Regions from separate parts of the Mus musculus genome. Here region 1 is linked to region 2. Evidence: chromatin loops called from intact Hi-C (ENCODE). Cell type or tissue: left cerebral cortex. All regions are shown on one strand. Each heading gives the region's core, and the rest is flanking DNA. Links, peaks and the distances in the headings are about the cores only.

Evidence for each region. Hi-C counts contacts between places; a loop is a spot of excess contacts. Peaks named below come from ENCODE experiments on the same cell type or tissue, not always from the same donor. Only the 100,000 strongest peaks of a DNase experiment are listed, where the experiment ranks them.
Region 1: it touches region 2 in a loop (2.3-fold over the local background); 6 of 42 quality-filtered maps call a loop at or near these places.

What each region holds. Positions count from the first base shown.
Region 1 is chr6:85,650,725-85,656,111 of GRCm38, forward strand. Alms1 (ALMS1, centrosome and basal body associated) reads left to right here. Exons shown (of 23, transcript NM_145223.2): 13 at 539-694. Among named protein-coding and RNA genes, the nearest start is that of Nat8f7, 55 kb to the right of the region's middle. In left cerebral cortex, for the core only: a CTCF peak has its summit at 2,705 (motif pointing right); no DNase peak of the experiment used is centred there.
Region 2 is chr6:85,913,796-85,919,182 of GRCm38, forward strand. Nat8f1 (N-acetyltransferase 8 (GCN5-related) family member 1) reads right to left here and starts at 1,837. Exons shown (of 2, transcript NM_023160.3): 1 at 1,739-1,837. It overlaps Tprkb (Tp53rk binding protein), which reads left to right and starts at 1,924. Exons shown (of 6, transcript NM_176842.3): 1 at 1,924-1,995. In left cerebral cortex, for the core only: CTCF peaks have their summits at 2,130 (motif pointing left), 2,338 and 4,977 (motif pointing left); a DNase peak (open chromatin) is centred at 1,946; H3K4me3 peaks cover 2,040 bases; H3K27ac peaks cover 2,147 bases.

The sequences.
Region 1 (5,387 bases), core at 51-5,050, 260 kb before region 2:
AAAGCTTATTAATTACTTTATGATTAAAAAATACTCTTCACTGATGTTATATTCCATATACAGTAAAATTTATGGTATTAGATTAGGATTTCATATGTTGCTGTTATGATTAAGTATTCTTATTAATGTATCCTGTTGTCTAGCCTGACTACAGTGTGTGTTATTTCTATACATGCCTTGTGTGTGTTTGTATAGTGCCATCTGACATGCCTTTTTGCCTTCATGGTCATATCAGAAGACATCCCCCAATCCTTTTCCCTTTTAGTAGCTTTCCTGGATAGCAGTTATCCCCTTAACTATCACTGTTCCACTTTTTGTGTCATGTCTTACGTCATTTGCTTCCTTGCCTGGTAATTTTACCATTTATTCTACTGTCTCTGATTTTCAGTTTGATTTATACCTTCTAATTGGCCTGCAACATTTCTTGTCATGGTGTTCTTTCCATGGAAGTGATCTAAGGGAAGAAAAAGTCTTTCTTGACTAAAATAGTTCAAGCCTATTTTAGTGTTAATTGTAATGCTTTCTCATTTTTACGTAGGCTCAAATGATGCTATTGCCCCAGACTTTCCACCTCAAATGCTAGGCACAAGAGACGATGACCTCTCCAACACTGTAAACATTAAGCACAAAGAAGGGATTTATAGCAAGAGGGCTGCAACAAAGGGGAAAAACCCCTCTCAGAAAGGTGATGCAGGTAATGAGTGACCTTGCGTGTTTTCAAATTTGTTTCTTGAACCTTTGCATTTGAAGTGAGAATAGTGTTGTATTTATCCATATTCTGGTTTGTCAGAAAATGAGACCCTGAGTTTAATCCCTACAACGGAAAAAAAAAAAAAAAAAAGATGAAAAGAGAAATAAAAAAAAAACAAAACGTTAAAAACTGAAAGGAATAATTTACCTGACAAAGATCCTAAAGAATTAAACTTTAAGTGTATTTCAACATTCGTGTGTGTGTGTGTGTGTGTGTGTATACACACACACACACACACACACACACACACACAACAACACACACATACTGACAAGAGAAACTGATATGCGTGTCACATCTGATAGGTAAACCTCCTTACTGCTACATTAAGTAACACAGGAAAGTGAAATTTTAGAATATTTAAAATACTTCAGAGAGGTTGGAAAACTGCAAACTTCATTCTCAACATAAATAAAATGTATTTTAGCTGTTAAAAGGCAATACTAAGTCAAGCTTATTTTGAATACAAATTATCAGATAATCTTGATTACAATTCTTATGGATTTATCTCTGTCAGATGTTGCAAAGTGCAATTTTAGACAGAATGTGACAAGAAGTTAAGAGTCCACATGATGTTTGAAATTTTATTATATTTTATTTTTTGGTACCAACTTGTGAAAATTCAGTTTTGGGCTTGTTGGGAAAAATATCTGAATGTCTGGCTACTTTTGGTGCCCCTTCCTCTATGACAGTAGTCACCTTCAGTGGGGCCCTGGCTGTTTCCTACATACAGGATCTCCATTCTCATGTTTGCTTCACTCCCCATCCATCTCAGATCCCACCTGCTTCATTCAGACACCCAATCTCTCTGCTCAAAGTGCTGAGTTTTCAGCATTTTTCCTCTAGATTGAGGACAGTCATTTTCTAAAAGTGCAATATATTTAAAATTGCAGGAAAACCCATATTTCTAGGAATGCACTGTTAAAAAAACAAACAAACAAACAAACAAACAAACAAACAAACCAAAAAACCAGACCAAAACATAGAGGCATAGGTTAATAGGTAAATAGATGAACAGACAGCTAGATCTTCTATAAGGAAATGGAGAGTGTGTCTTCTTAATCTTAGAAAAGGAAAAATTTTATTAAACTGGATTTTTCTCCTAAAACAAAACAAAAAGTAAAACCAGCAGCCATATAGAGATCTATTGTTAAATAAGGTATGTTAGAGTTAAAAATTCCATAAAATCTAAACAGTAAATAAAAGCAAATCACAGAGTGGAAGTGAAAATTATGCATTCTATACAAGATATGCATGTAAAAAAGAAACCATGTGAAGAAGATACTCAACTCAATAGAAATTGGGCAAAAAGAACTGGATAATTATTTTATAAAAAAGATTATGTAATACCAAATCATTGTATATAAATTTTCACTTTGTTGACAATCTGGGAATACAAATTAAGATAGCAGTAGTTTTCTATACTCATTAGAATGTCTGAAGTGAAAAGTGCTATAATGTTACAAGTGCAGACTAAGATGTCATTCACTGCTAGTGAGAGTATAAATTAGTATCCTGACTGTGTTGCTGAGTTTTGAATCTAGCGCTTCAATTAAACTTAGACATCCACTTTATCACTGAGCTATACCTTTAACCCCATACAAATTCTTCAAGCCCTATTTGTAATAGTTCCAATCTAGAAACCACCCGAATGGCCAATATTTGTTTAGTAGAATAGATAACTTGTAGTACTGTTGAAATCTTACTGGCACAGAGAAAAGGGTAAATATATGTAACTACACGTAATAAACTTTACAAATACAGTGTGAGTGAAGGAAGGAAATCTCATATGTTGTATTATCCATTTATACAAAGTTCAGACATCTACGATGAATTTGTTCTATTTAAAATTGGCTATTATATACTCTGGTTTCCTCTTCAGGTTGTATAAATCCTTTTTTTAAGATTTATTTATTTATTATATATACAGTGTTCTCCCTGCAATTATGCCTGCATGCCAAAAGAGGGCACCAGATCTCAGATCTTATGAGTCACCATATGGTTGCTGAGAATTGAACTCAGGACCTCTGGAAGAGAAGACAGTGCTCTTAACCTCTGAGTCATCTCTCAGTGCCCAGATTGTATCAATCTTAAAATTTTTATAAGTGTCGAAAAAATTAGGAAGAATAAGGACTCTGTAGGCTTCTATTTTATTTCTTTTCTTGTTTTTTTGAGACAGGGTTTCTCTGTATAGCCCTGGCTGTCCTGGAACTCACTCTGTAGACCAGTTTGGCCTCGAACTCAGAAATCCGCCTGCCTCTGCCTCCCAAGTGCTGGGATTAAAGGCCTGTGCCACCACTGCACAGTTCATATTTTATTTGTTGACCTGGGGAAGGCTATGCACATATTGTCTGATAATTAGTGATAATTCCTGCATTTCTATGCAAATATTTTCTAGGACAGTAAAATCTTTTTTAAAAGATATGCAAATAATAAGGTTCTTAGAAATGAGCCTAAAGTACATACAAGGCTACCATAGAGAAAATTCTTAAATTACACTGAAATTTATTAGTCCTGCATAATTAGAGAATTATATAATAGTAATAATTAACTTGTCATTTGTCATTAATCTCTGAATTCATAAGAGAACCTGCTCTATTTGTCATCAAAACTATGTAGCTTGTTAAATATTATTTGTAAAGGATTAAACAGAAGTGTAGGAGGCAGCCATGTTGGTAAGACTTTAAGGATGAAGTGTCTGACATTTCTAGGAGATAGAATCTCACAGCAAACATCCTTATCCTCTGACTCTTACAGTCCTTCTATCCTCTTCTGCAGTGATCCCTGAGCCTCAGGTGCAGGAATTGAATTATAGATGGATCAGTTGGGACTGTGCTACACAACTCTGCATTCTGATCAGTTGTGGTTTTCTGTAATGGTCCCTGTTGTAAAGAGTTTTCTTTATGCGAAATGAAAACTATACTTACCTATGGGCATAGTAAAGAGAATGAAAATAGACATTAGCATGGAAGGAAAGCTTATAAGGCCTCAACCTTAGACAAAGAACTACAGGCAACCAAGGAGTGTTGAAAGCTGGAGAAACAGTCTTCCCCAGGGAAGAGCACAGCAACTGGTTATCAACACTAAGTGCTCAGCCCTGAAAACATACACATACAAGTAACAGAAGAATGAGTAGGTTATATTTATACATTTAGGAATAGACATACACACACACACACACACACACACACACACACACACACACCCCTACCCACCCACCAAGGAGGGTTTGGTGAGAGGGAAAGGAAAGGGGAAAATGTTGTAATTATATTATAATCTCAAAAGATAAAATTCTTTCTAAAACTGAAAAAGTATAGCAGAGTGTGACCCAGAAACAAGTTTATGAATATGGAAACTGAAGTGAGATGGTGTGCCAGCCTGTGAAGCTTGAGGATGGACAGCAGGAGTCCTTAGAAAATTGATAACGTATGTAAGAAAAATCAGGTCAATCCTGTCTGCACACTGACAGAAATGTATGACAGCCACATGCAATAAAAAGAGAAAAATTTTAGAGTTTATATACCCTTATGACTCTGGGGTAATTGAGAATTTCATCCTTTCATTGAGACAAGGTTTCATATATCCTTGGCTGATTTTGAACTTGCAGTACAGCTAAAGCATAACTCCCCACCTTGTGATACCCTTGCCTCCAACTCCACTCCTTTCAGCAGGCATCACAGGCATGTGCCACCATTCCCAAGAATTCCCTTTTACGTGGTACTAGGCAAGCACTCAACCAACTGAGCTACATCTTCAGTCCCCCGTTCAGAATTTCTTAAGCAAGTCACATGAAATATAGATCCAAGGGGATAAAGTTATTAACATGAAAATCTTGGCATATAAAAGATATAAAATATTAAAAGACAAGACAGAGATTTAAAAAAAGATATTTTCAGCTTGTAAAAATCAATGTGAAATGTTACAGGAATGCTCACACTGCTGCTTTTCAGTATAAACAAATACACAGAAAAAGTCATATGTTGATCAGTTGATGAATTGATGGATGAAGACAAGAATATTGCATATATTAAGCTCACATATTAATATGTCCAAATCTCTATCAAATATTGTGAGAAGGCATATTCTTAAAGGTATATCCAGTGTTGCATATTTTATATAATAGATATTTAAGTTAAGATTATAAATTATTAGTATAGATTATTAGTAGTAGCATTTTTAAATATTAATGCAATGTGCTAAAGAAATTAAGAGAAAGTCCAGTACAAAGGCTGCTATTATATATTGTTTCATTTTTAAGCCAAGTTGTTAATACCTTGTTAAGGTCCTAATATGAAAAATGTTAGAAAGCTAGGAGAAAAAATTTAGGATTGAATTAATAGCATTAAGGACAAAAAAGAAACTGATGAGTAAATAAAGCCAAGGTTTATTCTTTGATGTATGTTTTATTGTCTGTTAACGTTCTGATTTCTTTGAGAAACACAGTGACCAGGGAGGGGAAAAATAACATAAAATATTAGGTTTAAAAGTTATAAGTACACGAGACTAAGAGAAGGCAGTATGTAAAATCTAGATGGTATAACTATTTTTGTTGACTATATGGTATATTAATTAGCCCTGCAATTAATTAAAGCTTTAAAAAGGCCAAAGAGGTTCAAGGAGTTGTTTAAATCTATAT
Region 2 (5,387 bases), core at 225-5,224:
CAATACAGGGGAACACCAGGGCCAAGAAGTGGGAGTGGGTGGGTAGGGGAGCAGGGCAGGGGGAGGGTATAGGGGACTTTCGGGATAGCATTTGAAATCTATATAAAGAAAATATCTAATAAATAAAAAATAATAAATAAATAAATAAGAGTTATATGGCTATTGCCTGCAGACATTCTGCAGAAATACAGCCTCTAATGGACATCCCCATTAGTGATTTAATGGAGATGCAAGGACGTCACCAACAGGATAAACAAAATGTAAAAAAAAAAAAATAGACAAGGTAGGCTCTAGGGTTTATTGGCATTAATTCCTTGACATGTGTCACTCATTCACGCCTTCAACACAGAATCAGATCGGTTGGGACAGATCCCATCACAGGGCTGAGAGATAAAATTAAACCACCACAACCAAACAATAGTATCTTCAGAGATGTGGAAAGGAGTCAGAATTAGAACCAAGTCACACTGCTTGTGTGAAATTCCAGCACTGGGGAAGCTGAAACAGAAAGGCTATAAGTGCAGGGCAGTCTAGCCCTGGTGAGTGAGACTGGACTCACTGTGGTGGACTTTCCAAAAGGAAAGCTGAGAAGTTACAGAGAAATGGTTTTATATGTGGCTACCTGACACTGTCTTCTAACTTTGGTTCAGACCTTTATTGTCTATATCTGTTTCAGAACAAAGCATATTTCAGAAATTCTCACTCCAAGACACAGCTGCTCCTGCTACATATGGTATGTTCTGATGTACATCTTTTTGTGCCAGAGAATTCTCTTACAAGAAAAGAAGTCATTCCGACAACCAACCAGGTGCACGGTGTCAGGATGTCATCTTTCATATGACACAGATCTCAGAGTTGCTACTGATAGTGAAGAATGATTGGGGACAGATAGGGACACTTTCATATTCTGGATTATGAAGACACACTTGTACTTCACACTGAGGAAAGGAAACGAAACGGACACCCTCTCATTTGTTTTGAATTAACCTCCCAGGTATCTCTGTAGGGGTGTAAGGTCGATTATCAGTAGAAATTAATTAGATTCTGAGTTCCAATGTGCCTGTGTCCAAACACCTGCAGACGAGGAGAAAGCCAAGAAAGTAAGAAGCAAACATCATATGAGAAGTGTCCTCATGTTGACCATCTGGCCAGAGAGGCAAAACAAAACGGAGCTCCAGGATTATTGGCTGTCTTTGCCTATGGCCCTATCTCCTCCTTATATATTCTGCTGGGTGAAGATGGCAGGGAATGCATGTCTGTAGGGTAATTAACCTACTATTTCAGACTGCAGGTTCTCTCTGGATAAACTAATTTTAAGATTCAAGCTCTTTATTCATTGGGTTCTCTTGACAGGTAGCAAGGACTAAAATCCGGACTCACTATCTTGGTGGCCACCCTTCCCCGTGAGCAGTACCCTGGTCTTGTATAATTCCCTGAGGCGGATGGCTTCTGGGGACTTGATCCCAGCGTCGCGTCCTCTGGTCTGCTCAAGAAATTTGCCTCTTTCCTCTGTCACAGCTGTGAAAGTCCACTTGTCTCTAGATCTCCAAGCACCGGAAGCGCTCCTTCAATGTAAGCCACAACCACGCCAGATCCCCGTTTCCACCCAAGAGCATACTCGGTAAACTGAGTCTGGAAAGCTCTGATAAATTGTGACTCCCATCCTGGTGAATATTTTTCTTTTTCACAGGAAAAGAGTGTTCAACACAGGCTAAGAACAGGGCTGACAACACCATACCTCAGCTTCTAGGCCCGACCAGTGGGGGCTTTTCCACCTCCGAAGCCGGGACAAATTAGAGTTAGTTCTCCTTGTCCTCCGCCAGCAGCTTCTAGCGGTACTAGGAGTCCGCTCCACTTCCATTTTAGAGCCAGGAGCACGCCCACCGGAAACTGGGCGCCTCGGCGCCCGCCCACCTATCAAACATTAAGCACTTCCGGAAGTAGAGAGCTAAGTTTCCTAGGGGACGATCTTCTGATGCGGGCGTAGGATGCAGGGTGAGTTCCGCCCTGTTGCTCTTTCCCTGCGGACAGTTTTGCGGGCGAAGTACGCGTGCCTTTGCCCGTGTTTGTCGCGAGCCCCGGTGGAGAGCGACATGGTCTCAGGAGCGCGGCTCGGGACGGAAGGCCGCTCGGCTGCGCGCGCCGGGGCGCCCCCTGCAGGCGATGCCCGAGGCTGAGGCTGGAGGAGCCGCGTGCGGACCGCACAGCCACAGCCAGGCCCAGCGCTGGGAGGGAGGCGCGGCGGAGAGCGGAGTCGCCTCCACCCCAGGCTTTACCCGGGCCAGCGAGCGGCCTTGGCAGGAGGGACCCAGGCAAGAAGCCCTGAGGGTAGTAGGGACGCCCTGTTGGAAAGCCTGACCAGCCTAAGCCGAGGGCAGGCCATGCCATCCGGGTTGGAGAGGAGTCAGGCAGGGTCCAGACTACATGCTGGTCCCAGTGACATAGTTAGTGCTTTAGCTTCAGCCTGACTTCCTCCTGAAGGACCCCGTGACCATTGGGATAGGCTAGAATTGCATTACTGGTGACAGGGCCCGGATGAGGACGCTGTTAAGGTGTTATTGATAAGAGGTGATGGCAGTGCTTGTGACAAGGATGAGTCAGGAGAGATGTGGATATAGAGTCAGAACGTGGACACTGGACGTGAGAAGCCTTAGACCACCTCCTGTTGCTAATACCACAGTACCTCATGGTGGGTGAGGTGTTTTGTTGTGTTTTCCTAGACAGGGTTTCTCTGTGTAGCCCTGGATGTCCTGAACTCATACTGTAGACCAGGCTGGCCTTAAACTCAGAGATCTGCCAGCGTCTGCCTCAAGCCAGGGAGCAGGTTAGGAGGCTAGGCAAACTTCATTTGTAATAGAATCGCTTTGGAGATAGAAGCCTTTATTTGATAATCATATAACTGGATTAACAAAATTTTGACCTGGGCAGCGGTGGCACACACCTTTAATCCCAGCACTTGGAAGGCAGAGCAAAACAAAACCCAAAAAACAAAATTTTGAGTTCAAAGGCCCCAATTGCCCCTGAGGTAAACTATTAACTTTATAGTGATATGAGCGGATTAATTATTTTTTATTTTTATCTCTTAGTACAAAGTCCTAGCCACCTTCTTAATTCCATACTTGGCCTCACCGTTTAATATCACACATCGGGAACTAAATGTCAACATGACTCTTTTTTTTTTTTTTTTTCAAAGAAAAAAATCACATGATCATTTTATTTGATGCTGAGAAAACATTTGACATAGTTCTTTTTTTTGTTTTTTTTTTATTAGATTTTTTTATATACATTTCAAATGCTATCCTGAAAGTTCCCTATACCCTCCCTCCGCCCTGCTCCCCTACCCACCCACTCCCGCTTCTTGGCCCTGGCATTCCCCTGTGATGGCTGACTAGGCCATCTTCTGCTACATATGCAGCTAGAGATATGAGCTCTGGCGGTACGGGTTAGTTCATATTGTTGTTCCACCTATAGGGTTGCAGACCCCTTCAGCTCCTTGAGTGCTTTCTCTAGCTTCTCCATTGGGAGCCCTGTGTTCCATCTTATAGATGACTGAGCATCCACTTCTGTATTTAACAGGCACTGGCATAGCCACATATGAGACATCTATAACAGGGTCCCTTCAGCAAAATCTTTCTGGCATATGCAATAGGGTCTGGGTTTGGTGGCTGATTATGGGATGGATCTCTGGGTGGGGTAGTCTCTGGATAGTCCATCTTTCCTCTTAGCTCCAAACTTTGTCTCTGTAACTCCTTTCATGGGTATTTTGTTCCCTATTCTAAGGAGGAATGAAATATCCACCCATTGGTCTTCCCTCTTCTTGATTTTCTTGTGTTTTGCAAATTGTATCTTGGGTGTTCTATGTTTCTGGGCTAATATCCACTTATCAGTGAGTACATATCATGTGAGTTCTTTTGTGATTGGGTTACCTCACTAAGGATGATATCCTCCAGATACATCCATTTGTCCAAAACTTTCATAAATCCATTGTTTTTAATAGCTGAGTAGTACTCCATTGTGTAAATGTACCACATTTTCTGTATCCATTTTTCTGTTGAGGGACATCTGGGTTCTTTCCAGCTTCTGGCTATTATAAATAAGGCTGCTATGAACATAGTGGAGCATGTGTTCTTATTACCAGTTGGAACTTCTGTGTATATGCCCAGGAGAGGTATTTTTGGATCTTCTGGTAGTATTATGTCCAACTTTCTGAGGAACCTCCAGACTGACTTCCAGAGTGGTTGTACAAGCTTGCAATCCCACCAACAATGGAGGAGTGTTCCTCTTTCTCCACATCCTCGCCAGCATCTGCTGTCTCCTGAATTTTTGATCTTAGCCATTCTGACTGGTGTGAGGTGGAATCTCAGGGTTGTTTTGATTTGCATTTCCCTGATGATTATGGATGTTGAACATTTTTTCAGGTGCTTCTCAGCCATTCGGTATTCCTCAGGTGAGAATTCTTTGTTTAGCTCTGAACCCCATTTTTAATGGGGTTATTTGAATTTCTGGAGTCTAGCTTCTTGAGCTCTTTGTATATATTGGATATTAGTCCCCTATCTGGTTTAGGATTGGTAAAAATCCTTTCCCAATCTGTTGGTGGCCTTTTTGTCTTATTGACAGTGTCTTTTCCCTTGCAGAAGCTTTGCAATTTTATGAGGTCCCATTTGTCAATTCTTGATCTTACAGCACAAGCCATTGCTTTCTGTTTAGGAATTTTTCCCCTGTGCGTCAACATGATTCTTAACAGGTGTCAAAACAGATCAATACAAGTGATGATTCCAAAGTTTCTGGTCTAAGCGACTCTTTCACTAAACCAGAGCAAACTGTACTGAGGCTTTCTAAAAAGCCCCTTTCCCTTACTATTAAAAATCAGACCAGAGTTTTGATTCCAAGCACCCACATTGCATTTCACGGAAGTCTATAACTCCAGTTCCATGGAATCCAACACCCTCTTCTGGCTGCTGCAGGTATCAGGCAAGAATGTAGTACATCCTTAAATTTTGTTTGATGTCTGTAGAAGTTCAGAACATGCACAGTGGAATATTTTAAGAGTGAAATAAAAGTCACTAATCATCTTGGTACTCAAGATTTCTGCAGTTTGTTTTCTCCTTTTTCTATGCATGTTTTTACATGCCTACCATGCCTATCATGTTCTTTGTCAAATAGATGCTAACATGAATAGGACCGTGTCAGGACATTAGTTATCAAACTCTTCTTTTTCTGTAACAGAAACCCTCAGACATCATTCTAGAAAATCAGAGGTAACTTTCTGTTTAAGTTTTGTGGGTTTTAAAAAAAATGTTAATATTTATTATTATTATATATATGGATGTTTGTTTTATATGTATAGAGGTGTGTGTGCCACTTGTGTGCCTGGACCAGTGGAGGCC